3 separate regions of the Mus musculus genome follow, and all the other regions are linked to region 1. The links are chromatin loops, found by intact Hi-C in ENCODE. Cell type or tissue: left cerebral cortex. All regions are shown on one strand. Region 1 has its middle 99 kb from the start of Gm32305. Region 2 overlaps Otp (orthopedia homeobox). Region 3 has its middle 5.5 kb from the start of Otp.

What was found. Peaks named below come from ENCODE experiments on the same cell type or tissue, not always from the same donor. Only the 100,000 strongest peaks of a DNase experiment are listed, where the experiment ranks them.
Region 2: a loop joins it to region 1, with 3 times the contacts of the local background. A loop is called at or near these places in 4 of 42 quality-filtered maps.
Region 3: it touches region 1 in a loop (2.7-fold over the local background); 6 of 42 quality-filtered maps call a loop at or near these places.

What each region holds. Positions count from the first base shown.
Region 1 is chr13:94,596,527-94,599,026 of GRCm38, reverse strand. No RefSeq gene overlaps it. Among named protein-coding and RNA genes, the nearest start is that of Gm32305, 99 kb to the left of the region's middle. In left cerebral cortex, no CTCF peak of the experiment used is centred here; no DNase peak of the experiment used is centred here.
Region 2 is chr13:94,879,388-94,881,887 of GRCm38, reverse strand. All of the region lies in intron 2 of Otp (orthopedia homeobox), which reads right to left. Among named protein-coding and RNA genes, the nearest start is that of Otp, 5.0 kb to the right of the region's middle. In left cerebral cortex, no CTCF peak of the experiment used is centred here; DNase peaks (open chromatin) are centred at 110, 640, 1,127 and 1,300.
Region 3 is chr13:94,868,886-94,871,385 of GRCm38, reverse strand. No RefSeq gene overlaps it. Among named protein-coding and RNA genes, the nearest start is that of Otp, 5.5 kb to the left of the region's middle. In left cerebral cortex, no CTCF peak of the experiment used is centred here; DNase peaks (open chromatin) are centred at 490, 804 and 1,013; H3K4me3 peaks cover 151 bases.

The DNA of each region.
Region 1 (2,500 bases):
GGAAGCCCAACCTCCAGCAGCCAACAACCTGCCAACACTTCAAAGCCTGGAAACTTTACATTTAATTCTGTTGCAGAGTTTCTAGATATAGAACTAAGGAATAACACCCCCTTACATTATTATTTCTTAGAGCAATAATTTAAAAGTCAGACTTTGGCTGGGATATAACTCTGAGGCAGATTGCTTGCTTAGCATGTTCAAGGTCATGGGTTTGATTCCGGGCACCAATAAATAAATCAATAGGGTTTATGCAACAAGCTTTTTCAGTGTTGTAGATCAAATCCAGGGCCTTGTGCATACTAGACAAGTGGTCTGTCTGTGCCAGAAAAACTATTAATGCTTATAACTGACTGAATAATTATTATTGACAAGGTAGAACCATAAAAATCCACGTCTATTTCTTGTGTATTTTAAGCAACGTAATCTACTTGATAAAGCTATGTGTATAAGAAGTACGTGTGGCCGGGCAGTGGTGGCCCATGCCTTTAATCCCAGCACTTGGGAGGCAGAGGCAGGCGAATTTCTGAGTTCGAGGCCAGCCTCTCTCTCTCTCTGTGTGTGTGTGTGTGTGTGTGTGTGTGTGTGTGTGTGTGTGTGTCTTCTTTGAGAAGAACTATAACCTTCCTGGGCCTCAGTTTCTTCATCTGTTAGTAGGACCGTGGGAGAGTTTAGCACTTTCTATAATTCCCCCAAGTTATAGAAGTTCACAGCTATAACAGAATTAAAAAAATGTTTTGGCCTGAATTCTAACCCTTGCCATAACAATTTATTAGCTTTTCAGAAAACTTAAAATCCACAACCCACTTGTAATATTTTAGTTAAGCATCATTCTCACATAGAACCTTACCTCAAACTGGTTGCTCTAGTCAGCAGCTTGGACGAGCTTAGAATTTGATATGTTTGTGATGTACTTCACGACTCTAGCAGGTTCTTAGCAACATTGGGGGTTCCCTTACATCTCAGGACCAGCCGCACGCACAAAGGATACCACCCACCAGCCACACTTAAGGAGATGCATGGGCTTCCTGAGACCACTTATTAGAATTCTCAACATTGAAATTTATTTTATCCTGTTAGCCAAATATACAGAATACCACATTCTGAAAATATATTAAACGGGGTGGCACAGAAGTCTAAATATGGCAAAAGGGTGCGGATTTGAGGTTACAGCCAGGTCACAACACTTTCCTAGCCTCACCATAAAGCGCTTCCAGGGATGCAGGAGAGATAAGTGGCCGCTGTGGCCACTACATCATAGTGAGGCACAGAAAGCATCCATCACGTGTATGTGAAAATCATAAGCCTGAGCTTTAGAGAGAGTTGTGCAATTGACAATCAAATGGAGCTTAAAGGGAATTACGAGGTTTTCAACTAAAGTCCTGAAATAAAGAAAGCAATATTTTACGGTAAAAAAAAAAATCGCAAATGTCAAGTTTAAATCATACCCCTTTGCACCATTGAGCTACTAGCTAGTTGTATAGGCTTCTTCAGTCCTTAACACAGAGAAAGACCAACTTTCATGCTCAATAAAACTTAAGAACTTTAGAAATACATTTAGGAACATAACTCATGTATTTGTGGCTTTCCTCCTTCCTATGTGGCTAATTGCAGCGAAAAATGAGCAAGCTCAAGAACTGCTTGCCTCTTCCTCATCTTTGCTTATGAGTTCCGGTGTTTTTTTTTGTTTGTCTGTTTGTTTTGTTTTTAATAAGGCTAACACTACTTCAGTCATTAAAACAACAACAATAAGAAAAGCCTTGGAAATACCGGGATCTGCCTTCCCTATTGCATGCATGCATCAATCAGTTCTAGCTGGGCTTTGGGAAACCCCAGGGCAACGGAACCTACCAGGAAGCCACCAACCATCAACCCCCACCAAAAGCTGGAACCCAGCTGCCCAACTCAGTCGCTCCTGTCCAAAGCCAGACAGGTGGCAACCCAGATTGGATCAGTTGTTGTGGGAATGATTTGATTCACAAACAGGGTTATTAAATTTTATATGGAGACAGGCGAAAGTCACAAGATCCTGGAGAGAAAGACCTGATTCACATAAATTTATCTTAATAGCTGTGAATTCGGGAGCATAAAGCAGAAAAAAAATTAATGGAAAGGCATTTCACCTCCTCCGTCTGCCTGCTCCCCTCCACTCCCCTGCACATAATATGCCTGCGCACACACACATAGATCAACACCCGCCACACAATCCGCCCAGTGCAGGAGGAACCCGACACATTGATCCGAGCCTGTTTTGACATATAAACTCCAATTTGGCCCCAAGTCACTGCGAGTGGACACTGCCACTAACGGCTCTGACACTAGGTTATTTGTTGTTGCTGTTCGCTGTCCCTGTTTGCACATTAATCCAGTGACAATTAGGTGTCAGCGAGCGTTGTTTCTGCTTAGCTGATAGCCTTGGGCTCTGCGCTTGAAACCCTAATCAGGAGTGTAAACTCTGCTATATTTCAATTTGGAGAAGCGCTCTTCCGCTAAGAGGCCCCTG
Region 2 (2,500 bases), 280 kb before region 1:
CTTTAAGGGGCTGGGGCTTCCTCAGAGAGTTTAGTTAGCAGACTTTTCATTCAAAATCTAGTTAGCGGGATGACTACTGAAACGAAATATAAAATGGTGCCAGGCACAGATCAGATGTTGACTAGTTTCCTCTTAGAATTTGGCCAACACACACACCCTACTCTCCAAATCCCCCCCCCACGTGATTTATCTGGTAATCCAATCTATGTAGTAGATGATTTGCAAGCTGAAGTGTCGAGGGTATGGATATACCTGCCTTCATTCTTGGTAAATCAAGAATTTATAGCGGTGCAAGCAAGCATACACTTTGCTTACCAGTGTGAATAGTTTTGCAGTCTACAATCCTCTCTGAGTCTGCCTTGCCTTCCTATCTTACCTAGGGCTTCTTCCAGCACTTTATCTTTCTCTAGTTTGTACACCATTTCCCACATTGCTGCTTAACCCTATATTGATGCTGGGTAAGCTTCCTTAGCGCAAGCTCTAGAGCTGTGGTGCGGGGACTAATGAGGCTTCAGGGCCCGATGATGATGATTGCAGCTGGATGGAGCTGTTAGCAGCCTTTGGCCTTGGGTGGACAGTGAAGAGACCTAAGGTCCCAAAGACCCTTTGCAGCACCTAGCTGACACTAGTGTGGGAAGTTGGGCAAGAGGACACCCTTGACTGAAACTTGCTGTGTCTGAAACTTGCAGCCTCCTAGGAACATTTTGAAAGGGAGAGTCAGGACCAATTCCTACCACTCCCCAGAGCGAGTGAATCCTAAATGGTCAGTGTTTTGAAGATGGTAAATTGGACAAAGGCTTGGAGAAAGAAGCAACAGAGAAAAAAACAAAAACAAAAACAAAAAACACTGCTCAGCAGAGTTTCAAGAGCAAACAGTACTGCAGAATCCAGAAAGAACCACTGTTAAAGGACAAAATATTAGAGGAATAATCGAAAAATCATGCTCAATTATGTTTGAGGGTTAGTAGTCAAATGATGGCTACAAAATTTTTAATGTTTCATGGTTTACTGAGATTCAAGGGGGAAAAATCTGCATGGAATCTGAACACCTCAATTCCAAGCTATGATGCATATGTTTTTTAAAATGTGAATGTTTCCACTTGGAAACTAGAGCATGTCGGGTTAAGATGCAGACAGAACCTAAGGGAGAGTTTTGGAATGCACTGATGACAACTCCAGGAAATCCATTAACCACAGCCAAAGACCCAACTTTGCACTCAGTTTGAAATGCAGCTCTCCTCAGAAAAATGCTTAATACAACAGTGAGAATCTAATGGAGGTTGGAATCTAAAAATCCACTTTCATGATATCTGCTGTTACAGTAATATAGACATACTGTAAATGTATTTTAAAATATATAGCCCGTTTAATTCCCCAGCTATAAATGGCTCAGGAATAGAAAAAGAGGGGGAGAAAGAAAGAATGCCCCCCCACACACACACACTTGAAGCAAATGCTTTATGAAGACCTCATTGGAATCCAGCAAATGATTAATGTGTAGATATGGGAGGAAATCTGGGGAGCTGTATTAAAGCCTAGATCTCAGGTTCATTTCGATCAGCCAGCCGTGAACTCTGGGCCGAATTCATTACACTTTAATAGTGCTGGGAGAGGAAGAAAATGCAATTTCTCATTCCATTAGAAAACTCGAAAATACTCTCAGCTTGTCCCCCCTATTAAGATGTGGCAGGTGACAGGGCCATTCTAGGGGACACGGTCAATGGAATTACAGCACATTATTTTTGTTCATATAAAATATTGAAAGGCAAGCCTGACTGTGCAGAAGTTATTTCACTGATTTGGTTTTTATGTAAATAAAATATTGAAAGTTAATTAATCCGTGCTAGAGACTAATGATTATGCTTATTATATTGCATTTGATCGCGTAATTTGCATGATTCTCGCATTGCTGCTTAATAAGCCATTCCAGGTTATAAATAATTCTGAAATTGGTTTCTAATAATGGCATGCTATAAAAGGAATGGTTTTATTACACTAGCCAGAAAAGGGGAACAGTACCATACAGGAAGTGGCCTCCATGTGAAAAGAGGTGCTTTAGTAAACACTTCAAAATGTGATATAGTCCAGATAAAGGCAAAAAAATAAATATACTGGATAATTCAGTCTAAAATTAAAAAGTATCTTTAAAAACATGCAAGCACAATAAGTTAAATGTTTAGATCATTTTTAATCAGTGCAGTGGCCCACATACTGGAAAGAATGTGTGGCAATCTGTTAACTATAAAGAAAACTATGAAGCACTCATCATATAAGAATGTAAACCAATTACTATTTAATTTGAATTTGGTCAAGGAGCAATGGTACAGTGAATTGTGAAGTAAATACATTTCCCATAAATTATTTTCGCATTACGTTACATAATGTTAATCATTTTGAAATGTTAATTAAGAAGGTTATGTTGATCTGATTACTTTTTAAACTATGAAACATTATTTTTAAAAAATATTGAAATTGCTGTTCTATTAAATTGTTTTTATCA
Region 3 (2,500 bases), 270 kb before region 1:
CCCAAAAGCAACTGTACATCAGATCGCATCGCTCAGGCGCACTTCAGAATGGAAGAAAAGATTAAAACGCAGGGAGGGGACGCAAAGGAGGTGCGGGGGGGGGGGGGGGAATGCAGGGAGGGAGAACCAGACCCAAAACATTTGCAACAATGGTGACCAGGATTTCTCAGATCAACCTCAAAAGCCCGAAGTGGTGCTTCCCCAAATCTCAGTGTCCATCCTGTTCTGGTAAGGGTCCTTCAATCACATGACCATCCCGGAATTTCAGACTGCTCCAGCGGCGGCTCGTTCACCGGAGTGGGTAGGTAGAACAGGAGCTGAGAGAGCAAAGGGCGCTTCCACACTCCTCTGCCTGAGATAACTCTAGGAGTCGCCAGCCAGAGACCACAGCCAAGGAGGATTCGGTTGAATGCCCCTGCCGGTCCACTGCAAAAACTCCTTCCTCTTCTGGTGGGGCCTCTTCAGGGCAGAGAGAAGCATCTGTAATTCTTAGTCAAACAGGCACGGGCCTAGCTCAAACCTCAAGACCTCCGTAACTCCGGAGCTGAGAGACCTGAGGTCAAGACGCACTTAGCCTGTATTGTCTCCAAACAGAGCCGACTTAATCTAAAGGAAAACAAAAACAAAAACCTTGACTACAGACCCAAGCTCTCAATATTCTTTTTTCTTCTTCCAACACTGAGAGCAGGGTTTCATACATGACCTGTGCACTTGTGTATGCGCTTTTGTGAGCAGTGCACTGCAGGTCCATTGCTTGGTCACCTACAGGGCCCGCGTTTGCCAGTGGCGCTCAGAAGCAAGAAACCTGGCTCAAACTAATGTCATAACCCGGGAGCTTGAGGCAATACAGGAAGTGATGGATGGATGGTGGATTGATGGATGGATAGATAGATAGTTTTTCTTTGAATACGTTTGCACACGTTTGCTTTTGCAAACTAAAAGCAGATCTTCCAGACAGTCCCCCTGCGTGATTCTTCAAGAGCTGAACCGCCAAGACCCTAGCTTGCTTCTTTCTCTAGTCTTCCCCTTCTGCCCACTGCCGCTCAGAGGCCCTCAGTGCAGAAACAACCACACCAGACAATGACGAATCAGTTCCTGCCTTGTGGCTGTACTGTTTATCCTAGCTTCCCTGGCATTGCTGTTTGCCCTGTTATTTTAATGGGCCCAATTAGCCACCCGGAACATAATAAGTGGCACACGGGTTTTGTTGCATGTGTTAAGTTCGTTGCTTTTCTCATCTCTATTTACTTAGGATAAATAATCGTGTATCCGTTATTCAGTTAGGTGACAAGGCTAGTAATTGGAATAAGAAGGAAAAAAGTCTCATCCTTATACTCTTTCTATAACTAGATATAGCGCTAATAAGACTGCATCAATCTTATGTAGCAAATAAATAAAATAGACAAACAAACAAATTTGCCTCCAACAAGTTAATGCGGTGTATCTGAGTGGAAAGTAGATATTTTCACGCATTCTGGAGATGAGGAGTGACTTTTAATAAAATCACAAGAAAAACAAATGTAATTCTGTAAGCCATTTCTTCCAGAAGCCAGCATTCTTGCCACCCACTTCCCCCGCCCCGGCTTCTCCATCACAACCTCTCTCTTTTCCTAAGGAGTTGGTCCCGGCTCAGAATGACAAGGGTCTTGGCTTTGCCAGTCACTTTACACTTGGCTGGGTGAGATGGGGGCGGGGCAGGAATCTATAGGTAATTAGCCTTCTGCAAGTAGTATTTTTCTCTTTCTTCCACTTTCCCTCCATTCTTGCTTTCTTTTCTCCCCTCTTCCTTCGCTCCCTTTCCTCTTTTTCCGTCCTGCACGCTTTTCATCCTTTCTATTCTCCCTCCTCTTTGACCCGTGTCTCCTGCCTCTCTTTTTCTCTTTTCCTTCCCTCTCTTCTCCACTACCCCCCCCCCCCACACACACACACACACTTTCCCCTGCCGGCCCCCTTTCCCTGTCCCTTGTCCCCTCCCAGCAGCCCGAGTGCAGCTAATTCCGGGCGTCTATATTCACTCAATTAGAGAAATCTACAGTGAAGATCGATCTTCCATCTGCAGACATGCCAGCTTAACAAATTAGATTCTTGTTTCGTGCAGGTGATTTGGTGACAGTTGGGGAATTAGAAGTAATAAGTTGTTGTGTTTGAGCCCGGGCCCCCGCCCCCCGCCGGCGCCCCTCCCCGCCCGCCGCCCCGCGGCCGCGCCCGCCGCCCGGCACCCCCGCCGCCCCGGCTGGCCCGCGCCCGCCGCCGCCGCCGCATCCCCCGCCGTAATTAGTGCTGCTGCCCTCCATGTGGGCTCGATTAAACCGTGATTTAGCCGAAAGAAATATAATTATGGCTGCAAATAAAATAATCAGCATTGAAGAGCGATTTCCTTAATGAGATGGAGCGGTTGCACGTCACGGAGTAAAGGGGTCTCATTAAGAGGTGGTAATGAGGCTTGGGTGGATGGTGCAGTCACAAAATAGCCCAAGTCCCCAGCAGGCCCGGCCCGCCC